Regions from separate parts of the Homo sapiens genome. Here region 2 is linked to region 1. A link is a loop called in an ENCODE intact Hi-C map of the cell type or tissue named here. Cell type or tissue: adrenal gland. All regions are shown on one strand. Each heading gives the region's core, and the rest is flanking DNA. Links, peaks and the distances in the headings are about the cores only.

The links. A loop is a pair of places that touch in the nucleus more often than their neighbours do. Peaks named below come from ENCODE experiments on the same cell type or tissue, not always from the same donor. Only the 100,000 strongest peaks of a DNase experiment are listed, where the experiment ranks them.
Region 2: it touches region 1 in a loop (4-fold over the local background); 28 of 110 quality-filtered maps call a loop at or near these places.

The regions. Positions count from the first base shown.
Region 1 is chr2:153,511,727-153,524,265 of GRCh38, reverse strand. It overlaps a transcript of GALNT13 not described here. Among named protein-coding and RNA genes, the nearest start is that of RPRM, 39 kb to the right of the region's middle. In adrenal gland, for the core only: a CTCF peak has its summit at 4,782 (motif pointing right); a DNase peak (open chromatin) is centred at 4,815.
Region 2 is chr2:152,734,910-152,747,448 of GRCh38, reverse strand. ARL6IP6 (ARF like GTPase 6 interacting protein 6) reads right to left here. Exons shown (of 4, transcript NM_152522.7): 3 at 12,323-12,455. Among named protein-coding and RNA genes, the nearest start is that of ARL6IP6, 23 kb to the right of the region's middle. In adrenal gland, for the core only: CTCF peaks have their summits at 4,245 and 6,516 (motif pointing right); no DNase peak of the experiment used is centred there.

The DNA.
Region 1 (12,539 bases), core at 1,768-9,767:
ATACTATTAACCAATATTTCTCAGGAATATCAATTTTAAAATCCTCAACAACATATCAGTTATTGAGTTCAACAATGTATAGAATGAATTATATACCACAATCAAGTGAGAATTATGCCAGATATGCAAAGGTGATTTGACATTTGAAAAACTAAGTAATGTAATTCATCACGTCAACAGGTTAGAAAACAAACAAACAAAAACACATGAATCTATCAATAGATGCAGAAAAAGTAGCAAAATCCAACACCCATTTGTGATTAAAAAAAATTCCCAGTAAATGTTTAATACAGGGAAATATATAACTCAACTTGACTTAAAAATATGTACAAAACACCTACAGCTAACATCATACTTAATAGTGAGAAACTCAAATCTTTCTCACTAAGATTAGGAACAAGGTCATCTCACCACTGCCTTTCAACATCATACTGGAAGTCCTAGCTAATGCAATAAGAGAAGAAAAAAGAGTAAAACATATTCAGATTAGAAAGGAAGAAATAAAACTCTGTTCACAGATGATATAATTATCCATATATAAAATTCAAGAGTCAACAAATTCTTCTGAAACTGGTAAGTGATTACAGCATGATTGCCAGATACAAGGTTAATATACAAAAGTCAATCACGTTCCCCTCTACCAGCAATAAACAAGTGGAATTTGAAATTAAACTCACAATATTACTTACATTAGCACTCAAATAAGATACTTAAGTACAGATCTAACAAAATATGTACAAGGTCTATCTGAGGAAAACTATAAAACTCTGATGAAAGAAAGCAAAGAACTAAATTAACGGTGAGATGTTTTGTTTTTATGAACAAAAGACTCAATATTGTTAAGATGTCAGTTCTTTCAAACTTGGTCCATAGATTCAATGCAATTCCAGTCAAAATTCCAGCAAGTTATTTTTGTAGATATCACCAGACTGATTCTAAAGTTCATATGGAGAAGTAAATGACTCAGATAGCCAATACAATATGTAAGAAGAACAAAGTTGGAGTATTGATATTGCCTGACTTTAAGATGTACTATAAAGCTACAGTAATCAGAAAAATTTGGATCATCAAAAGAGAACATAGATCCCAGAAATAGACCTGTATAGTCAATTGATCTTTGACAAAGGAGCAAAGCCAACGCAATTGAAAGGAGAATCTTTTCAACAAATGGTGTTTGGAACAACTGGACACCCACATGCAAAAAAAAAAAAAAAAAAAAAAATAGTAAACACAGACCTTGCATCCTTCACAAAAAATAACTCAAAATGGATCATAGACCTAAATGTAAAACACAAAACTGTCAACCTTTGAAGAGATAACATACATGTCCTTGGGTTTATCAATGACTTTTTAGATACAACACCAAAAGCACAATCCATGAAAGAAGGAATTGATAAATTGGACTTCATTAAAACTACAAACTTTTGTTCTGCAAAAGACACTATGAAGAGAATCAAAAAGCCACAGATTGGGAGAAAATATTTGGAAAAGACATATCTATTAAAGCACCGTTATCCAAAATACACAAAGAACTCTTAAAATTCAAAAATAAGAAAACATCCAATTAAAAAGGGGGCCAAATATCTCAATAGGCACCACACGAAAGAAGATGTACACATGGAAAATAAGTACCTGAAAAGATGCTCCACATATGTCTTCAGGGAAATGCAAATTTAAAACAACAAGATACCACTATACTCCTTTTAGGATGGTCAAAATCCAGAATGAAAACACCACCACCAACAGAAACAACAGGAACTCTCATTCAGTGCAGGTAAGAATGCAAATAGTAAAGCTACTTTGGAAGACAGTACACTGGTTTCTTACAAAACTAAACTTACTCTTAGCATATGAGTAAGTTTAGTTTTGTGCCTCACTTCTCACACTCTCACTTATTGTGCCACTCTCTCTCTCTCTTTATTTTTTTCTCCTTGAGACAGAGCCTCACTCTGTCGCCCAGGCTGGAGTGCAATGGCGCGATCTGGGCTCACTGCGACCTCCACCTCCCAGGTTCAAACGATTCTCCCACCTCAGCCTCCTGAGTAGCTGGGCTACAGGCACGTGCCACCACACCTGACTAATTTTTTGTATTTTTAGTAGAGACAGGCTTTCACCATGTTGGCCAGGCTGGTCTCAAACTCCTGAGCTAGCGATCTGCCCACCACGGCCTCCCAAAGAGCTGGGATTACAGGCATGATGTGCTCCTCTTTTATTTAGCTAGTGAAGCTGAAAATTTATATTCATACAAAAAAATGCATACAGATGTTTATAGGAGTTTAGTTCATAATTTCCAAAATTTTGAAGCAACTAAGATATCATTCAGTTGGCAAATGGTCAAACTGTGGTACACCCAGACAATGGAATATTATTCAGCACTAAAAAGAAATGAGCTGAGCTGTCAAGCCATGAAAAGACACAGAGGACCATAAAATGCATATTACTAAGGGAAAGAGATCAATTTGAAAAGGCTACATACTATATAATTCCAACTATATGACATTCTAGGAAAGGTAAAACTATGGAGACCAAAAAAGATCAGCGATTGCCAGGAGTAGAGGGAGAGAGGAACAAATAGGCAGAATACGGATGATTTTGAGGGCCATGAAAATACTCTGTATGATACTATAGTAGTGGGTACATGTCATTATGCCTTTGTCAAAATCCACAGGATGGTACAACACCAAGAATGTAGCCTGATGTAAACTATGGACTTTGGGTGATAATGATGTGTCATTGTGGGTTCGTCAATTATAACATGTACCACTCTGGTACGGGATGTTGATAATGAGAAAGGCTGTGCATGTGTAGACGGAAGGGATATATGAGATATCTCTGTACTTCCCTCTTAATTTTGCCCTGAACCTAAAACTACTCAAAAATAGTCTTTTAAAAATTTGATGTAGTTTATGTTTTTGGACAATAAGAACTTAGGCAAGCAACTTAAAACTTTATGGTAAAGCTTTTCCATTAGGAAAAAAAAAAACCTAATGGTATTTATCATCCACTACCATAGTGGTCCTGTGTAAATTAATTAGAATGAAAACACTAATGAAAAATTAGAATGAGTTAAAAGAATGTTTGGAGCTCTTCAGAAGAAGGACTATGCTTTAAAACATCTGTAACATAGAACAAATATAACTTACAAGGATACTTTATATGGCGCTTTCAGGTGTACTTCCTAAACATCACTGTCTTCCTTTAAAGTAAAATAATAACATGTTTTAAAAGTATAAAATAGGGTTAAAATTAAATCTGTCATGCACCAAAAGGAATTTTGGGAGCTATAGGGAATGTATAAACATTCACTAATAAAATGTGCAATTTAAAAGAAATCTCTATTCAATTATCTCCATGAGCTCATATTCATCAACAAAATAACCTATTTATGATTTACATATCTCATGGTCTCTTCTGTTCATGTACTTTTGTCTACGGAAAGGAAATTATTCAGATTTGATTATTATATTCTAATAATTTATGAAGATAATAATGTACCACTAAAAGGGTTCTAAAATCACTTTGGGAATAATCAAAATAGAAGAGAAAATGTCTTTGAAATAAATTATAAGAGAAATGAAAAGCAGTAGGGCAGTCAATAGCAGGAAAATGTTAGGTGCCAATGCGCCAACCTCTCAGCATTTACTTTTATTTTTCGAGCATTAAGATAAAACTCTTCCATGGGAACCTCTGATGAGTTCTCCTTTTCTGACCAGAAAATAAAGAAATAAAGAAATGAAGCATTCCTGAGGTCAGACTGAGTTCTGATTTCTTCAGATTGCATTTTTGAATAAATCTTTAGATTCTCAATGAAGCCAACAATTCATAAAATTTTGAAAGCCCAAACTAAGCTTGAAAAGATATCTGTGTTCTTTGGTCACCAGAAAATTTTGAAGAATTATGAACCTCAAATGATGCCCTGAGATCACAAAATTTAGCTGCTAACCTTCCCAACCAATTAGGATCTACACTAGCCTGAATTGCTTAGTGTTTGTATTATTTTTATGACCTCTGGAGAAACAGATGCAACAATTATCCATTCCTTAAGGTACCTTACTGCCTGAAATAAAAATTATATGTGCAAAGATCATTAAAATAAATAACTCAAATATGTTGTTAAATATTATTTTTAAATGAGTAAATTTTTTTTCTAGTAAGACAGGAAGATGTCTGGCTCATATTAACATCATCATATGTTTAATAGTTTAATTTAGCATCTGGTGCCTTTGCTGCCAGCCCTACAGGGAGAGAGATTAAAGATGGACCACATCTGCAGTTAGTAATAGCCAATCAAAGCAGTCAGACTCTAAGAAAACGAAGATCTTCAGGCCACATTATATGCTGCTGGGTTGCTAGCCATAATTTGTGACATGTCCAGAACACTCCAGATATTCTGGATTTACCTAAGAAATAATACTAAACTTGAAGTGCTAAAACAAACCCAAAGGAATAAAATGTAATGGATTCCAATGGTGCCTTGTCACTCCATTTTTGTGACTCCTCTAACTTTAGCTTCTTACAGGGGGATTCTATTTGTAATACAAAATAGGAGAAAAAATAAGGTTGAGAATTTTTAATCACAAGAAATATTTCCCATTGAAGCCTATTGCTCTATCTTTTATAGCAAAAGTGAGCTAGCAACAGAATGGCTTGATTTGTCAACTGATTGAAGAAGAAACTTTATCTAAATAAACCCTACATTTATAGATGACATACAAGCAAAAAGCCCATGAAAGGGCAACAAAATCATAAAACAGTTAAAAAGAAAAAAAAGACAATGCTTCTGACCAGCAGGTGGCGCTGCAATCCATCATTGTTAGCCAATTGGAAATCTAAGAATACTTGTACTATCCTGTTGACTGTAATTTCCTATTTAGACTCTTCCTGATCCTTTTAACTTGGTGTGTTATGGCATGCTGTGCCCAGTTGTTTTCATTTCAGCACAGAACTCAAAGGAAATTGTTAGACCTGCAGGATTGATAGATTAACTCTGCTAACAATATCAACAATCAAAATTTGTAATAAACATTATCAACCCTGTGAATTATTAAATCAAGCCGTTTAAATGGAAAATATCGATTTTACAGTTTATCAACAGAATCCTGTTTGGACGTGTGAAATAGCAGCAATTTGTAGTAAAGTTAAGCTAAAGGGGTTTCTAAAAGTCCTAGGAGCCTTGGACACAATAGACTTACCCATTAACTTCTTAGTCTATGGCTTAGCAACAATTTAACATATATAGAATGACATAATTAGCAGAAATTTAAAGAATATAGTAAGTCATTTGTTCCAAGGATGGAAATGATCTGGCTAGCATATGTCTTATGCACCCTTTTGTGCCCAAGTCAGAAATCACAGTACCCAATTACAGTACTGTATTGTGCTGAGTCAATGCAAGGCTCTTAGCCTTTTCAGTAGAGCTCTCAATTCATATGAAACCCATTTTCCATCTCTGGGACTGATAAGAAAAGGCTCAGAGAAGTTAATTATTGTTCTAGGAACCCACTAAACATTTATAGAACCAGATACCAGATATTTCACCATCTAATAGATATTTATAGTTATTCTAGTTCAGTAACTTCTAGTTTTAGTTATTGAACTCAAATAACAATTTTATAATTTAAAATAATAATCTTTCTCCAATACTAAGAACTCATACAAACCCTTTACTTTATAAATTTAGCAGTACCTAGAATACAAAGAGGTTTAAAATATACTTGCCTAGTCACATAAAGTCAGTAACAGACATGATTCAAGCCCATGTCTTGTGACTTTGTTTTCTTAGTATATTTTGGATTTCTACTTCAGAAACAGGATTTTTCTTCTGTTTGTTTCTCCACTTATTCATTCTCATTTTTATAAAATCTTTATAGTCTCCATACGCATTTCAGAAACCATGTCAGGTATCAAGTATCCTGGATGAACAAATATACATGGTCCTTCCCATCAAAGAGCATGCAGTACAGCACTAAACAAGGAGACAGATTGTGTGTGACTTTCATTATGATAAGGGCTACGAAGAAAGAACTATGAGAAAAACAATAGAAGAACATATTTGGATTGGTCAGATAACATGTCTGAAGTCATTGGAAGAACACTGAAAAAATAAGAACCTACCAAAGGAAGGGCCAGGGTGTGTGTATTGGACAGGGGTCTGGAGTTGAGGGCAGTATATCCAGGAAGAAGAAAATGTGTGACTGTCCTGAGCTACCATGTTTTCTCAGCACCATAAAGATGATACTCATTTCTGGCACGAATCATTTTTTAAATCATGTTGTGTCCTGCTCAGTGCATCATATCAAGTGTTTCATGCTATTGATATGTCTTCTTATTGGGGATGTTTACCTTGGTCACTTCAGTCACTGTGTATTTGGTTATTCCACTGCAAATTTACTATTTTCTTCTCTGTAGTTGATGAGCATCCTAGGGGAGATACCTTGAAACTATATACATCCTCTTTCTCTTCAAACTTTTGCCAACTGATTTTAGCACACATTGGTGGATATTTATCTACAATATGTGTTACTATGATGTCTGCCTAATGGTGATTCTCTATTTCCCTTTTCCTTCTACATTAATGGAAATTCTACTGTGAGGAAGAGCTATCTGTAGCTCCCATTTACTTATTCAATTATTCATTTATAGTAGTAAGGACTCATGGAAATTTGCTTGATTCCATGGGTAAAATTCAATACTATCAATATTTTCTGACTCGAATTGTTCCAGTGTTGGCCATTAGTTCCTTCAGGTTTGTCTCTTGTGTTTCTCTGACAAACCTCTCTCTTCTGAACATTTCTCTGCTTTCTGGCACCATAAAGGGTTTCAAACCTCATACTATATTTTCTTGTCCCAGCGCTGAAGTCAATCACTTCTCCTAGAAGCTCTGGTTCCTTTTATCGAGTAAGAAAAGTAATTCTTAACTCAGAGCACGTATTAGTTTCACCCCCTGGGCTTTTGAAAACACTCAGGGTCTATTGAATCTGAATTCCTGAAGAAGCCACTGAATATTTTAAAAGCCATAGAGGTAAGCATATACAGTTTCATGGTTGAGACCTACTGTTCTAAAAGGCAGGGAGAGTATATGTACTATTTTTTATGACATGATAAAAATGAAGGTGGGAATGTCCATAGACTAACCCACCTACTACCACTAGTCCCTTGCAATAGCAAACCCCACAGATTTTCTTTCCCAGACTCTGAGCCTCTCACCTGGAACCAAATTCTGAGCAGAGAAGACTGGCCATAGTGGGACACACATACTAAGAACTCAGAGGAAAAAATAGTTACTAATTAAAAAATAAAGAGTGGAGAAGGAGGTGGAAGGTAAGGAAAAACTAAACCCTACAAGAGAGTAAGTTATTTGTGGGGAGGATAAGAGAGCACTTGAATACTGTGTAAAGAGAAGTGGGAAGGAGTAAAGGAAGTATAAAAGCATATCTTTTGGCCCTGAACCTGATCTTTTTTGATATCCTATAGATCTGAGTTTTTAAAAATGGAATTCATGCTTAATTATTTCAATTATTTAACTATTTGTCAAACAAAAATGGGACTCAGCACATGATGCTACTACAATTTCCTAGGGAGAATTTTCCCTTTCTCCCTCTATAAAATTGCCATTTCACATCCTCTCTCACTTCAATTATTCTCTATCCTCCCATCCTCCATCACATGCCCTTTTTCTCATATTTCATTAAGGAAACAGAAGAAACCAGACAGGAAATTCCCTCTCTTCCTACCACCTAACTTGTAATCTCCCCAAAACTCTATTTCTACTTCTCTTTTTAACCTATTACTATAAATGACATTTCTTTATTCCTATCAAAATCTAACACATCCTCTCCCATTCCTAGCTGTTGCAAAGTCTCCTAACTCCTAATTGGTCAGTTCCCTGCCTTCAAACTCTCCACCTCCTTAATCAATCCTGCCAAATTAATCATCCAGTAAGATAATTCGCTCATTCATTCTACAGGTGTTTGTTTACTGAGGACTTTGGCACTATCAGGCACTGAGAATCCATACTCCAAAAAGGATATTAGCTATATTAAACAGTTCAGGCCTACTTTTGAAGACATATTGATAAATAAATAATTAAAATACTGTGCAATAAGTACAATAATGGTAGATCAAAGTGGCATAGAATAATGAGAACTTTGCCCTCAACTACTCTAATCCAAGTCATATCATTTATTTGAATTAAATGCAACAGTTTCATAACTGGTCTTTGTCTTACAGTTGCCCCTACGGTTCTTCTTGTATGCAATAGGCAGAATGATTTCTCAAAAATAAATTTAAACATTCAGTTGCTGTCATGGCCCTTTGGTAAGATATTATCACGTCTAACAGCAGCCATAGTGGAGCTGGCACCTAATCTATCCAGCCTCTTGCCACTCTTCCAACATATATTCCAGCCAAAGAGAATCCTTTAATTCCTCACATACTTTTTTTTTCACCTTAGTGTCTTTCAACATATAACATTCTCTTAGCAGGGAACACCTTCTGGATCATTTTTTCTGCATAACTTAACCCATGAGAGGTTATTTAGTACAGGAAGCCTTCCCTACTTCCCGTAAACTGCACTGGGTACCACCACTAAGTGGTCCCATAGGATCATATACTTAATCGTCTAGCTATTAAATTTATTATAACTGCATGTCAATCGCCAAGCTGTCTTTCTCAGTAGAAGTTTTAAGAAGGCACGGGCTACCTTGCTCACCGATGCTGCCTTAGTTTATTTCTCAGGATTTGGTACATGGTTGTTGCTTGGCAAATATTTGTCTCCTGAATAAATGATCAAGATTGTTCAGTGCTTGCTGATGGTGGGAGAATGGGTAAACATATTCTAGGAATTTCGCAGATAAAGCCAGAAGGTTTTCAGAGCAAAGGGACTTGAAAGTGCAAAGCACAGAAGCTTGAAATAACAGCATGTGTTCAATGAGCGGCAAAGGACTATTTGCTGCAGGAGCAGAGGGAGCTACGGCAGAGAGGTGGGGTCATCGGGCTGGGAAAAAGAGGGACCAGATCAGGGTTATGGTTTCTATGACCTATCAAGTGATTTACACTTTAGGATGTATCTTAAAGAAAGTCACTGAAGGGTTTAAACCCCTCTAATACTGCCAGTGGAGAAAAGACAGTGAACCAATTTGGGCTACAATATCCCTCCCTCCCCCAACATCCAAACCTGGAGATGGACCAGAAAAACAGAAAGGTTAATGGATCTTAGGGTGATTCTCAGCATCTTCCCAACCAAAACACTTAAAAACCCTTAGGGGTCTTGGGTGGGAAGCAATAAACATCTTCTGGATTTCCTGGAGAAGGACAGAGGAAACAGGATGGGGAGGAGTGGGTGGGCAGAGGGAGAACATTCTGTCTGTATGCTCTTCCCACATTGTCCCGTCCCGATTACTGACCAGGATGATTGGCCACTAAAGCAGCATTCTCAGCACAGCACCTGTTAGGCACTGCAGGATCCAACCAAGTATCCAAAAGCATGGAGGAAGCAGCCAATAGCATAAAGAACAAGCATCTGAGTGTCCCTTATCCCCACCCCTTGAAAAATCCATAGGCAATTGCAACATGAATGGTAGCACCTGGATAATGAAGAGGACTGGAGCAAGAAATCCTGGTAAGTTCCTCTGGAGCGAGGAATGATGGAGAGTGCGGAGGAGAAGAGAGGGGAGATGTGAACCCAGAAATGCCCATCCGTAAAAGGTCCTCATCTCACATCCCTCAACTCTCCTGCAGGAGCAGAAATCAGGGCCCAGGCTTTTATCCTTCCCTCAAGGTTACCATTCTTGGCAAAAAGTGACTGACAGGTTTGGCAAGACACTACAAAAGCAGAACTTTAACAAATGGAACAAAAAGAGTAAGAATATAAAATGACCAAATGCTTTCAGAGAGATGGGAAAAATATGAGCAAAATGAAGCAGGAAGATGAAGTATGAAAACAATCAATTGGCAACAGTGGGCTTGAGAAATATAGTCACCGAAATAAATAACCCAATGGATGTGTTTTAAAAAATTGATAGGCCTAAAGAATGATTTCAGAAGCTGGAATGTCATGGCAAGAAACTCTTCAAATAGGAATGGGTAAGAGCTAAAGAGAGGAAAGAAAGGAGATAAGATATATGAGGATGAAAATAAAAGTGTTAAGAAAGACTAAACAAGATAATTTGAATAATAAAAATGAATTCCCCAGAATTAGAGAAAAAAAATTAAAAACTTTAGATTGGAAATAATGTAATGTTTTTAATATCCCCTAGAAAATAGAGCTTGAGACAAACCTTACAGGTTAAAGATCTTTTAGAAACTACAATTCTAGGGTGGCAAGAATGAGAGGAAAAGGAAAGTAAAGAAAGGAAGCAGGGAAAGCAAGTACAGGTGGTGTGTTTCCAAGTTCTCTACGCTTCAAACACACAGAAAACCGCAGCTGGAGGCTTAGTTATATTTATTATATTCCAGACAGGCAAGTGTCTTCCGGGTTAGGAAATGAGAAGGGTTTGTCTGCCAGCTTCTGCTTTCCTGTGCCTCCTTGGTCAGTTTGCCTCCAGTTCAGCTAGATCCCAAACCCATGGACTTCCCCTGAGCTTGAGTGGTGGGAAAAGCCCTAGGTATGGGAATGGAAACAAGTATGAAAGTAAAGGAATAATGGAATTACTGAAGTGTTTTGTTCTCTAGAGAAAGATGACCAATGGAAAAATAAACACAACTAAAACTTAGGCACCAAACTAACTGAGGAAGAGGGTAGGTGGTAGTGACCTAAGGAAGTGAAAATTTGCTCAGATTATTTTCTTATTCAGGAGATAGACATAGATATTGACAAGCATTAGTGATTAATAAGAAAAAGAAAACAGCACAAGTTTGAGTCTGATAATTTGATGTGTTTAGGGGAATGAGTAAGGGAAACAAAACAAATAGGACTTGTGGAAAATCAACTTCTCTAAATAAGATGGCAAAGTTAAGTTTCCAAAGCAGCAATTTCAATAAATATGAATCTATGAAAGTAATTAAATAAGATTCAGAAGCACTCAAATGGGAAAGAGAAAAGGACGATGAATAAGTTGTCTACGAGAAATATATTTCACCTAGAAGAACACATGAGAGTCTGAAAACAAAAACAAAAACCTGGAAGTTAATTTATCCAATTATTTATTTCTATCATATGTACTCAACAGGTATTTATTTTACGCTATGGGTTAAAATTCAATACTATGCTGGGGACTCAAGCATCCAACAGATCGTCCCCTTATTTACAATTTCTTTTCTCAGAATATTTTAGAATTTTTTTTAAATTAGCAAATAACATGTGTTGAAAACAATTAATATTACAGGGAACTGATGCTACAGAAACCTAATGTATATCATATGGGGACCAAATGTTCAAATGAAATTGGAATAAACTCAGCTGGGCAGAAAACAGTTTTACTCATTCTTTGCCAGGCATCTGTTTTTCTGTCCCCTAAACGCAAATTAAAAATGAGTAATAATAATAACAACAATAATAATCTTTTTTACCCCTCAAAAGCAAATTAAAAATGACTAATTATCATCATTATGGCTAACATTTATTAACTGCATACTCTTAATATGTGCCGGGTGTTATCCTAAGTGTTTTAACACGTATTAACTCATTTACTCTGCACAGTAACCCTAGGAGACAGATACTGCTATTCTCCCAATTTTATAGATAAAGAAGACAAGGCACTCAGGCATTAATGTCACAAAGCTAGTAAGCAAAGGAAGTGTGACTGGAATATAAACAGTTAGGCTCCAGAGCTCACACTCTTAACCACCATGACATATTGCTGCTGTCAATGAATTTACAAATACTGCTTTCACTCTCATCTAGTGTAAAAAGTCTGTAGCCCTCACGAAGCATGGCTGTTTTTACTTCCACGGGTATTGTTCATGGTGTCTAGAAGTGGTGTAGGTGCTCTTCATACTTCTCATTTTTGCTTTCAAACAATTGACCCTCTCTTCTCTAAAAACCCAGTTTTGAAGTCTACACCACCTGCCACATTGCTTTGTGGCAGTCAACTACAAACTCTAGGGTCATCCTCCCTTTCATTGAAGATCTGGATCTGAATAACCGTCTTTCTCTTCAGTGCTTCCCCCGCCATGGGTTTTAGTGGTTTCAATGTCCTCATAGGTAAGCCTTCCAATTCCATGACTTCCCCGTTCAGTTATCCCCAACTCCTCCATTGACCCTGACCCTATCATATCTCAGCCCCTCTCCCCATGGTTACATTGTAGGTCATACATACGCAGATTACCAATAACTGTGCCTTCTCCATAATCTTCCTTTCAAGAACTTTCCTTTTTGCCTACAACCTCTTATCTTTCCCAGACACTGGACTCCAGACTCCAGTTCCTCTTCAACCCCATTGGGATATAATTTATTTTGGCTGACCACCTATCCCTACCTCTCATTTCCTTTGTGTTTTAATTTTCTCTTACCAATGTGGGATTACATGGTTTATCAATATAAATACTTCTTTATACTCACCCATAAAACTCCCGCTTCAGTCTTGTTTATAGTACTCACT
Region 2 (12,539 bases), core at 2,063-10,062, 780 kb after region 1:
GGGAGAAAAAATTCCAAAGAAGAGCTAATACCTGAACTAAAATTGAGTATGAGGGATTTAGTGTTCTAAACACCTAACAGTATGCGCAGAAGCAAGAGACAATGGAGAGAATAGGAAGCTCAATTGTTTAATATGATCAGAATGAAAGACCTGGAAAGCTAGCTCTCTCCTCACTGGAGTTTAGTCATGGCTGTACTAGTCACAGAACTATTTTAACCTACCAGAAAATCTAATTCTCAATCTTTAAAATGAGGATAATAATTCCTTTCATTAGTGTTCTTATTAAAACTAAATGAGATAATATTAACAATTAGTTGTTGGCTGGGCGTGGTGGCTCACGCCTGTAATCCCAGTGCCTTGGGAGACTAGGCCAGGAGGATTGCTTGAGCTCAGGAGTTCAAGACTGTCCTGGGCAACTTAGTGAGACCCTATCTCTACAAAATAAAAATAAAAAATTTAGCCAGGCATAGCAGCACTCGCCTGTAGTCCCAGCAATTTGGGAGGCGGAGGCAGGAGGGTTGTTTGAGCCCAGGCAGTTGAGGCTGCAGTGAGCCATGATTGTGCCACTCTGCACTTCGGCCTGGGGCAACAAAGCAAGACCTCAAAAAAAAAAAAAAAAAAAAAAAAGAAAGGATAAAATCTCAGGATAAATAACAATTATCCAAGAAAAGATAACTGGCAACTTGTGGCAGGCCATGGTCAGACTTCCAGCTCAAAAAACCTTAAGAAAAGAAAACCTCTGACACTATGTCTGCTTTATCATCTGACGTATCTGTTGCTTTAGTAAACTTACACTTACTGCCTATGAGGGTACCATTATTTTTACTCCATTTTAGAGATGAGGAAGTTATAGCTTGGATATACTAACTGACTTGCTCAAATGTCCTTCTGCTAGGGTAGGTTGGATTTGGAAGCTACCTCTCCTGACTTCAAGACCCTTTTTAATTATATCAGGCTGCCTCTGGTAATTTATAGGTTGTTAAACAAACAAAAAGGGTTCCAAGTACAAAATTGGCAAGCACTGTCTCTCAAGTATTTCTTGTCAGTATTGCTCTGGGCATATGGACACTTGTCCCTCTTCAGCTACTCATATATAACACTGTAAATAGCACAAGCAAGAGCAGCTGGGCAAGGTGGCTCATGCCTGTAATCCCAGCACTTTGGGAGGCCGAGGCAGGTGGATCACTTGAACCCAGGAGTTCGAGACCAGCTAGGGCAACATGGCAAAACCCCGTCTCTATAAAAAATACAAAAATTAGCCAGATTAGCCAGATGTGGTGGCGCATGTCTGTGGTCCCAGCTACTCAGCAGTCTGAGGTGGGAGGATCGCTTCAGCCCAGAAGGCAAAGGTTGCAGTCACCCAAGATCATGCCACTGCTATCTAGCCTGGGCAACAAAGTGAGAACCTGTCTTTAAAAAAAAAAAAAAAAAAAAAAAAAAAAAAAAAGGTACAAAGCAAGCACTCATTAGCTGTATCACTTTATGGAAACAATAAAACCAATAGTTAATACAATTTCCTAGAGGATTTTGTTATATCTATGCATATCTCCATTCAGAACAGTAATGAAATATATCTTACACAATATGCATGTACTTTAACCCTTTACTTCAAGAAGCCGCGGTGCAATGCCATCAATATATTCATTAATAGTGACAGCACTGTAATTGATGGCTCTGAATAGTCCCCAGATAATGAGATTTCATGATACTCAAATATCAAGGCCAAGTTCCTGAACCATCTCTTTTGTCAGTAGCTTTTCTCTCCTACTGCAATTAGCCATCTGACATCTGTTTCATTAGTTCATGGCAATAAAGAATCTGATTCGACAAAGAGGCAGCTCTCCAAAATCTGTATCAAAGAGTAGTAGAGTCAATTCACTGTGCTCAATGTTAAATCTAGTCTGCATGGAAAAGAAATTTCTAATTTGAATACTAACTAACCCACTGTTTTTGACCTCCAAGGCTTATATATATGCCCAAGTTAAGAACCTGTAACACTCGTATATTATTTTATGCTAAAGATGTCCACATATACTTATTTCCAAGGAGGGAAAATCAGTGCTTGTATTTAGTTATGAGGATAGGCTAACTGTATTAAAGAAAACTGAGTGCTGCTGGAAATTTCAAATTTCAAGCAATTCAAACAAAAATCAACTTGTTCCCTTTTCTTGAATTGCATATTATGATTCAACTGTTTTATTTGTTCTCTATCTTCCTAACCCTCAATGTGAAGACGTCAGAGAAAAACCCTAATAACAATATTTTAAAGACCCAAACTAATGTTGAATAGAAAAGTAACATTATAATACAGGATGCCAATACTGAATCCTGAATGTTCCAGGAAATTCACATGTCAAAGTATTTTACTATCTGCTGCTCCCTACTACAGTTAACAACACACTCTCACACACAAATGTTAGCATCTAATTACATACAGAACGCTTTACATAGGAAGTAACACATGTAAAAGAGTAATAGATCATGTTACTCTCTAAAATAGTTACTAAAAACAATTTACCAAAAATTAATTCAAACTAAAATTAACTTGTTCCCTTTTCTTTCTCACTTACAATTTATTTTGCAGATTCCAGATTGCATTGTAAGGCAATACAATTTTTTTAAACAAGGATGCATATAAATAATGTTACATTAAATAAAAATTAAATTAAAAGCATGTTTTCTAAAATTGAGTGTCTGGATATTTATCAAATGTTATTTGTGGTTGGAAGAAGAAGAAATGGAAAGATGGATAATTCATAGTGATCAGACAATAAAGATTGATAGCATGAGGAAGGTAGCAGATACCCGCTGATTTGTATATTAACTGTGAAATAATGCAAATTCCCAATCTAATCTCATAGATTATATTTTAGCAGGCATTTGTGAAAAAAAGACACCACTCTTTACCTTGGCATATGCCTAGAAATCATGATATAACACTAATAACTGAAGTTTCCCTGCATTTTGGCCATGAACCCTATATCAAATAAGCCATAAATACAACCAATAATATATCTAAAGAGAAGATACCAAACTTCAAATTTCTCTAAAAATGTAAGAGTAAATTCATGCTGACTTCTATAAAATAGACATTCAACTGTGTCTTCCAATCTGCCTAGGAAATGCACAAATGTAATTATTCAAAGGACACCTGAAGAATACTGTAGCTTAAAACTGAGTCTAGTTATGATAAAAATATAATAATTTTGTTTGACTTCTGGTAATTCAAAATGACTATCTGTGAGATGACTTTGAAGGTTTTGGTCTCTTTTAAAAGCTATCTAGGAAAATTTTAAATCATGCCTTTCAAAAATATTTTTAGCATAAACATAGATGTTCGAGGTCATTAAACTGAACAGAGTTATACTCAAGGTGGAGATTTCTTTTCAAAACAATTCAATCTATGCCTCAAAAAGACTCATGTTCACTTGTAAGATTCAGGATAAGAAATCTCTTAGCATAGAAGTCAACTGAAGATTTAAGAACTGAGACATGCTCCAAAAACTACAATGCTGTGACTGCAAGACATGCTATTTCTATAGCATTTCTCAAAACAGAGAGAAAATTATTTAAAATCAGTTTCTCACTGGATGATTCAACAATCCAAGCTTTGGATTCAGATATCCAATTCACCAGAAATCTTACTTTTATATACCTTTGATCAGCATAAGCTTGCAATTTGAAATTTCCAGCAGTACTTTATTTCCATTTATATAGTTGAACTATCCTCACAACTTTAAATACAAGCATTGATTTTTTTTCCTCCTTGGAAATAAATATCTATGGATATCTTTAGCATAAAATAATAGTCCTATTAAGGAGCTTCCTTGGCATAGTAACTCCCTTCACAATGATTTCAGCTACGGAAATCATTACATGCTAGGGGCGCTTGCCACTTTACTCTGTATGCTTAGGTTATACAAATTAACTAGACTTAAAATTAATAAACCAACTTTACTTGCCAAGAATGACTTATTTTGGAATCCCCAGGTTGTTTTACATTCCTACAATGTTAATGTCCTACTGTGAAGGTTATTTGAGTATATGCTGTTAAATTTGACGTTTGATCTAAATAGTGAACATTTTTTCATGTCAGCAATACGACCCATCACTCATGTTATCATTTTTCCACTAAGCTTATTACTATAGAGTAACATTTCTATCCTAGATGTGACATTTATTATCAGAGTGGTTTTTATTTCTAGCACACTGAATAACTATTAACCTGCAGCTACATACTTTCACCACTAGATGAAGCTTGAGCATAGGTGATGTGAACCGTGGAGTGCAGTCTTAAAGTGGAATACAGGTACTAGGAGAAAACAATGGAAAAGACAGAGAAAGTCTTTTGATTTAGCAATACTGTGGGGGCAAAACTGCCACATAGCAAAAGCTCAGAGTGCCTGTTAATTGTCAATAAAATGATGCTGTTTCAATTAGTGAAATTCCTCCTATTGATGATGAATTTCATAATGCAGAGGAGGTAAGTTAGCTAGTATGGTGAATAAAAATAAACAGTCAGTTGCAAACTATGTTACTTGCAAATTACTTGACTTTGTGCAAGTGGCTTAAACTTCTGAGACTTGGTTTCTTCATCTATTAAAAAATGGAAACACCAGACTAATAGTAACACCTACGAGATGGGTGGCTTAGGAGGGCATTAGTTCCCCCATAATGTTTAATAGGACTCTCTTAAGACATCCCTAGAAATCCTAGAATATTAGCTTAAAAGGTAGACTTGTTCAGGAAAATGTACTGTAAGGCACAGCTGGTATCCATAACTAACATTTTCCCAATCAAGAGGACTTTAAAGTTCTGCTGCCAATGGCCAAGCCTAGAATGAACCCCAAAGTTCTTTTTTTTTTTTTTTTTTTTTTTAAAGAGCGTATCTTGCTCTGTCACTGAGGCTGGAATGCAGTGGCACGATATAATAGCTCACTGCAGCCTTCAACTCCTGGGATCAAACAATCCTTCTGCCTCAGCCTCCCAGTGGCTAGGAATACAGGCTCATTTCACCACACCTGGATACTTTTTAAAATTTTTTGTAGAGGCAGCATCTCACTATGTTGACTAGGATGGTCTCAAACTTCTAGGCTCAAGCCATCCTCCCACCTTGGCCTCCCAAAGTGCTGCGATTACAGGCATAAGCCACCATGCCCAGCCCACGATTATCTTTAGAGTTCTAGCTTTTCTTTGCATGCAGTATTTTTCCACGGGTAGGTAACATAGTTAGATGCATTAACTCCTGAAAACTATAATTAAAGCTGATAACCAAAATGTTAAAATACTGACTATATATACACTGTTACATTTGTCTCTTGGAAATCACTCACAAAACCCAGACAATGAACAGGGAAAAGTGATGAGAAATGAACTGGAGATGTTGAGTAGGTAGTGTAGAAGAAGCAGGATAATGAATTATAACATAGTGAAACATGGGAATGCCTATTTAGATATTCCAAAAAATCTAAACTTACTGCCTCTGCCTCTTGTTCTTTAACACTGTTAACAAACCTTTAATAACAACCAAAACAAGACTTTCCATCCAGTCTACTGGATTAAATACACAAAGAAAAGGATAGCTTACTAATTGACAAGTTTATATATGTGATATTGCACTATACCTTTTGACTTAGCGAAGTTTACAAATACATGGAACCATCTTTCCAAAAAATATGCCTGTTGAAGTCCATTAAGTACCTATCTGGAAATATATCTTGCAAAGTTCTCTATCTTGTATTTCCTAAACATCTTGTGCTTACGTAAAAGTGAAAATTGCTAAGATTTATCTAATATATAACAGTAAACATAAAAAATTTGAATAAAGGAAAATGCTTTTATTTCTAATCTCAACCTCTTCTTATGAATTATTGACCCAAACTGATGATTTCATTAAATATGTCACCTAATATTTACTAAACAGTAATAAATGTTACTTTTTTTCTTCCTCTGAGGGGTTTGTTTCTAAGGAAACACAATTGATAGTCACAGTAAATATGGTCTTCTCAAATGGTTTTCCCACTTCAACTATTCTGTTAAAAAAAAAAAAACCCAGGTACTTAAGTCTGCAGAGATAGCAAAAGACTACTATTTTAACAAACCAGTTATATATGATTTATTTTACTCTCTTACAAAAAAGTATATACATTGTGATCCCAATTTCAATTTTTAAAATATGCATAAAGAATGGAAAAATATATGTTAAAATGTCAGCAGTAATTTTCCTTGATTATTTCCATTTTTCTTTTTCTTTTTTGGAATTTTCAATAAAGAATCTGAATTACTTTTATATAATTAGGAAAAATGCTTACATTAATATTATTGCTTATTTTAGGTGATAAAATACATAACCTGTCACAAAGATATTTTTATAAAAGTATGATGTCGCATATTGATAAAATATATCAATTTGATTTTGAAGAAAATAAAAGTCTGAAGATTTCAACTTTCTCAAAATGTGGAGAAGTTGTTTCCCTGTACAAGGACTCACTCTACTGGTGACATAGAGAATATACTTAATCTGACATTTCTGAAATAACGGCATATTTTCCATAAACACTAGAGGGCAGGGTTTTGACTATAAAACAACTTCATTTGTATTTGTGTGTGTGTGTAAATATTTCACTTATATTTGGGTATATATATCATTTATATTTGTATACATGTACACATTATTTTGTACAAATACAAAATGTATATACACATTATTTTGTATAATAAACTCCTGGGCTCAAGCAATCCTTTTGCCTCAGCCTCCCAGTAGCTAGGACTACATAATATATATATGCATTATTTTGTATTTATACACATTTATAATGTGTATATATTCTATTTATATACAAATATATACACATACACAAATATATATACACATCTAAATTTTGTATGTATAGAAATGAATGTGTATATTTTATATTTTATATTTTGTATTCATTTGTGCATACACAACATATATTTTATATACATTTCAAAACCATTTTTAGATTTATTAATAAGTACATAATCTAAGGCTCTAATATGACACCATTTCATATTAAAACTGGATCACTAGGCTGGGTGCAGTGGCTCATGCCTGTAATCCCAGCACTTTGAGAGGCCAAGGTGGGCAGGCTGCTTGAACTCAGGGTTTTGGGACCAGCCTGGGCACATGGCAAAATCCTGTCTCTACAAAAAATAAAAAAATTATTTGACATGCTGACACACCTACAGTCCCAGCTTATTAGAGGGTGGAGGCAGGAGGATCACTTGAGCCTGGGAGGTGGAGGTTGCACTGAGCCAAGATCATGCCACTGCACTCCAGCCTGGATAACAGAACCAAACCAGACCTTGTCTCAAAAAACCCAAAAACAAAAAATGCTAATTACTAATTGATATGGTTTGACTGTGTCCCCACCCAAATCTCATCCTGAATTGCAGTTCTCATAATCCCCACGTCATGGGAGGGACCTGGTGGGAGGTAATTGAATCATGGGGGTGGTTACCCCCATGTGGCTGTTCCACTAATAGTGTGTGAGTCTCTTGAGACCTGATGGTTTTATAAAGGGCAGTTCCTCTGCACATGCTCTCTTGCCTGCTGCCATGTAAGATGTGCCTTTGCTCCTCCTTTGCCTTTTGCCATGATTGTTAGGCCTCCCCTGCCATGTGGAACTGTGAGTCAATTAAACCTCTTTCCTTTATAAATTACCCAGTCTCAGGTATATCTTTATTAACAGTGTGAGAACAGATTAATACAGTAAATTGGTACCGGTAGAGCGGGTTGCTGCTGTAAACATACCTGAAAATGTGGGAGTAACTTTGGAACTAGGTAACAGGGAGAGGTTGAAATAGTTTGGAGGGTGCAGAAGAAGACAGGAAAATGTGGGAAAGTTTGCAACTTCCTAGAGACTTGCTGAATGGCTTTGACCAAAATGCCGATCTTGATATGGACAATGAAGTCCAGGTTGAGGTGGTCTCCAACAGAGATGAGGAACTTATTGGGAACTGGAGCAGCAAAGGTGATTTTTGCTATGCTTTAGCAAAGAGACTGGGAGCATTCTGCCCCTGCTCTAGAGATCTGTGGAACTTCGAACTTGAGAGAGATGATTTAGGGTATCTGGTGGAATAAATTTCTAAGCAGCAAAGCACTCAAGAGTTGACTTGGGTGCTCTTAAAAGCATTCAGTTTTGGCTGGGTGCGGTGGCTCACGCCTGTAATCCCAGTACTTTGGGAGGCCAAGGTGGGCGGATCACGAGGTCAGGAGATCGAGACCATCCTGGCTAACATGGTGAAACCCCGTCTCTACTAAAAATACAAAAAAAAATTAGCCGGGCGTGGTGGTGGGCGCCTGTAGTCCCAGCTACTCAGGAGGCTGAGGCAGGAGAATGGCATGAACCCAGGAGGCGGAGCTTGCAGTGAGCCAAGATCACGCCACTGCACTCCAGCCTGGGTGACAGAGCAAGACTCCATCTCCCAAAAAAAAAAAAGCATTCAGTTTTATTCATTCACAAAAACATGGTTTGGAATTGGAACTTATGTTTAAAAGGGAAGAAAAGCATAAAAGCTCAGAAAATTTGCAGCCTGACTATGTGACAGAAAAGAAAAAACAATTTTCTGAGGCAAAATTCAAGCCAGCTGTAGCAATTTGCAGAAATAATGAGGAGCCAAATGTTAATTGCCAAGACAATGGGGAAAATGTCTCCAGGGCATGTCAGAGGTCTTCCCAGCAGCCTCTCCCATCACAAGCTGGGAGGCCTATGAGAAAAAAATGGTTTCATGGGCCTTGCTGCTTTGTGCAGTCTCAGGACTTGGTACCCTGTGTCCCAGGCGTGGCTAAAAGGGGTCAATGTACACTGTTGCTTCAGAGGGTGCAAACCCCAAGCCTTGGTGGCTTACATGTGGTGTTGGGACTGCAGGTGCACAGAAGTCAAGAACTGAGGTCTGGCAACTTCCACCTAGATTTCAGAGGATGTATGGAAACGCCTAGATGTTCAGGTAGAGGTGTGCTATAGGGGTGGAGCCCTCATGGAGAACCTCTCTGCTAGGGCAGTGCAGAAGGGAAATGTGGGGTGGGAGCCCCCACACAAAGTCCCCACGGGGGAACTACCTAGTGGAGCTGTGAGAAGAGGGCCATCAGAACAGTAGATCCACTGACAGCTTGCACTATGTGCCTGGAAAAGCTGCAGACTCTCAATGCCAGCCTGTGAAAGCAGCCAGGAGGGAGGCTGTACCCTGCAAAGCCACAGGGGCAGAGCTGCCCAACATCATGGAAACCCACCTCTTTCATCAGTGTGACCTGGATGTGAGATACGGAGTCAAAGGAGATCATTTTGGAGCTTTAAGATTTGACTGCCCTACTGAATTTCGGACTTGCATGGGCCTGTAGCCCCTTTGTTTTGGCCAATTTATCCCATTTGGAATGGGTGTATTTACAGTGCTTGTACCGCCATTGTTATCTTGGAAGTAATTAACCTGCTTTTAATTTTACAGGCTCATAGGCAGAAGGGACTTTCCTTGTCTCAGATGAGACCTGGGACTGTGGACTTATGAGTTAATGCTGAAATTTGGGGGACTGTTGGGAAGGCATGATTGGTTTTGAAAGGTGAGGACATGAGATTTGGGAGAGGTCAGGGGCAGAATGACATGGTTTGGCTGTGCCCCACCCAAATCTCATCTTGAATTGCAGTTCCCATAATTCCCATGTGTTGTGGGAGGGACCGTGTGGGAGGTAATTAAATTATGGGGGTGGTTACCCCCATGCTGCTGTTCTCATAATAGTGAGTGAGTTTCACAAGATCTGACAGTTTTATAAAGAGCAGTTCCCCTGCACAGTCTCTTGCCTGCCATCATATAAGATGTGCCTTTGTTCCTCCTTGGCCTTCTACCATAATTGTGAGGCCTCCCCAGCCATGTGGAACTGTGAGTCAATTAAAACTCTTTCCTTTATAAATTACCCAGTCTTGGGTATGTGTTTATTAGACAGCATGAGAACAGACTAATACATTAATAAATACATGGAAAATTGAGGCCCTTTATTAAATTGATTCTAATTTAATACAAAATGCAAAGATAATTTTTTTTAAAATTAGTTAAATGCCCTCAGAATAGCAGATCTTTAACAGAATACTAAAACCTTCTCTAACCCCAGAGGCTTCTTACACTTATAAGGTTAATGAATCGTGACAGTGGTAAAAGACAACATGAAAGGGAAAATGATAATCCAGGGAGAGAGAACAGCAAGAGTAAAATCATGACTTCTCAAAATTGCATAGTTTATGAGGGGGATGTCAAGCTAATCTGGTATGTGACTACAATATAGGGTGCAGTAGGGAAATAGCTGAGGTTGGAAAAGTAGGGTAGGGTCATTTGGGGAAGGACTGTTCTGCTATACTTAAGAGTTGGACTTTATTCTGAAGGCAACAGGAAAGCTACTGAAGGCTTTTAACCAATAGAGGGCTGTGACTGTATCTCTTTTTGTTAATGGAAAGACAGCAGTTCAGTTGCACCTTGGTATCCACTGGGAGATTGGTTCCAGGATTCCCACAAACACCAAAATCCATGAATGTTCAAGTCCCTTATATAAAATGGCATGGTATTAGCCTATAACGTATGCACATCCTCCCCTATACTTTAAATCATCTCTAGATTACTTATAATGCCTAATATAAAGTAAATGCTGTGTAAATAGTTGTCTATACTGTTTTTTATTTGTATTACTTTTTATTGTTGTATTGTAATTTTTTTCCCAAATATTTTTTATCCATGGTTGGCTGAATTCAAGGATGTGGAGCCCATGGATACAGAGGGCTGACTGTATATAGAGTGAATTAGAAGAGTGAGAACTTAGAGGACAGAAGGCCAAGAAGTCAAGTACACTAGCCTTAAATAGTACAAAAACAGTGAAAATGCAAACAGGAAGCATTCTAATGACATTTAAAAAGTCAGGAAGGACTGGACTTGGTGAATAGACAAATACAATGAATAAGAATTTCAAGCTCTGGTGAGTGAAATGGGTGGATATTGATGGCTTCAAAGCAAAGACAGAGTTTTAATCACTCTAAGTGCAAAATGCTTTCTGAAATCTGGGTAGCAAGGTCTATTAAACAGCAAGAAATGTGTGGCTAGAATTCAGGGAAGTGAGATATAAATAAAAGGAAAAAATACGATTACTTTTTTGGTGATTTTTTTGAAACGAGTCTCATTACCCTAGACTTATACCTGTTATTAAAGTAAACTTCTAATTGAGTGGTACCCATGTAAACTACGGGATGGCATTGTAATGTTAGGCTTAACTCTTAGTCAATTTAGATTATTGTTTATCCACCTCAAAAACACATAACTAAAATTTATTGGAAAGCATATGACTTACATTTCATATACACATAGGGATTAAAACACTAAAAATGTATACATATACATAATACACATATATACAAATTCACATTTCATTTGAAGTCGAGCCAAAATTTTAAAAGATATGAGACAAAAAAAATTGGGAGTTTACTAATAATGAAGGCCAGTAGTACCAATGATTATTAATAACTATACTAGCACAATTTTGATTTTATAAAGTCTCTCAAGTAAATGTTTTTATCTCTACAACCTGTCCATGAGGTAGGCTAGACCTGGTAGTAACAATAGTAAGTATTAGAATAACATACATAAATTTAATATAATTTAGTTTCTTGTCTTCATGTCCTCCCCAAATTTCCAGAATAAACTAGAGATCTTAGATGTTCTTATTTCGGAATTTATATTTAAAATTGGAACTTTCCTGGCATGAATAAACTAGGTTAGAACACTACTGAATTTTCTAAAATTCTCTGAAACATGGAAAATATAGACCAAAGAAATTTAATACTGTTCCACTACGAAAAGCATCCAATCTGGTCTAGACATATAAATTGGGTACCATAAATGTTTGCTAATTATTACACAAAGTTAAAATCCTAAGGAAAAGTCCAATCCAATTATTATGTTCTTGTAAGTCTGACCATGTGTGAACCTAGTAAAACTTTCAAATTGTTGGTATTAATTTTGCCTTTATAAACTGTTTTAAATCAAATTCTATTCCAAAAGGACAAATAGCCATCAAAGGTTCTTACTTGTGAAATAAGCCCCTGAATTTCAGTTTTTAGAAAAAAAAGCATTATCTAGATATAGAATTTTAAATATTATTCTCATGTATCTAAAGGCTGAGCCTACAAGCTGAAAAGTCCTGTTATTAGTGCTTTATAAAGACTGAAACCTCAACATACCTCACGATCAGCCTCTTGCTTCTGAGTATTTTAGTATTTTCAAGAGTTGAAATGCATTTAAAAAAGAAACAGGAAACAGGAATACTTACTTGAACCTGGCAGGTGAAAGAGGAGTAGGAGGAAACATTCCTGGTTCAAAAGAATCAAAGTAAGTCACTGTCCAAGAAAAGCTGCAACAGGAGAATCCAGCAGTTAGGGATATTATAAGTAGAGTCCAGAATCCTTAACAGGAAAAGAGAGGGGAAAAAGTACATTATTAACACCAAAACAATTTAAATTAAACCAGTACTCTCATGTTCAGATCAT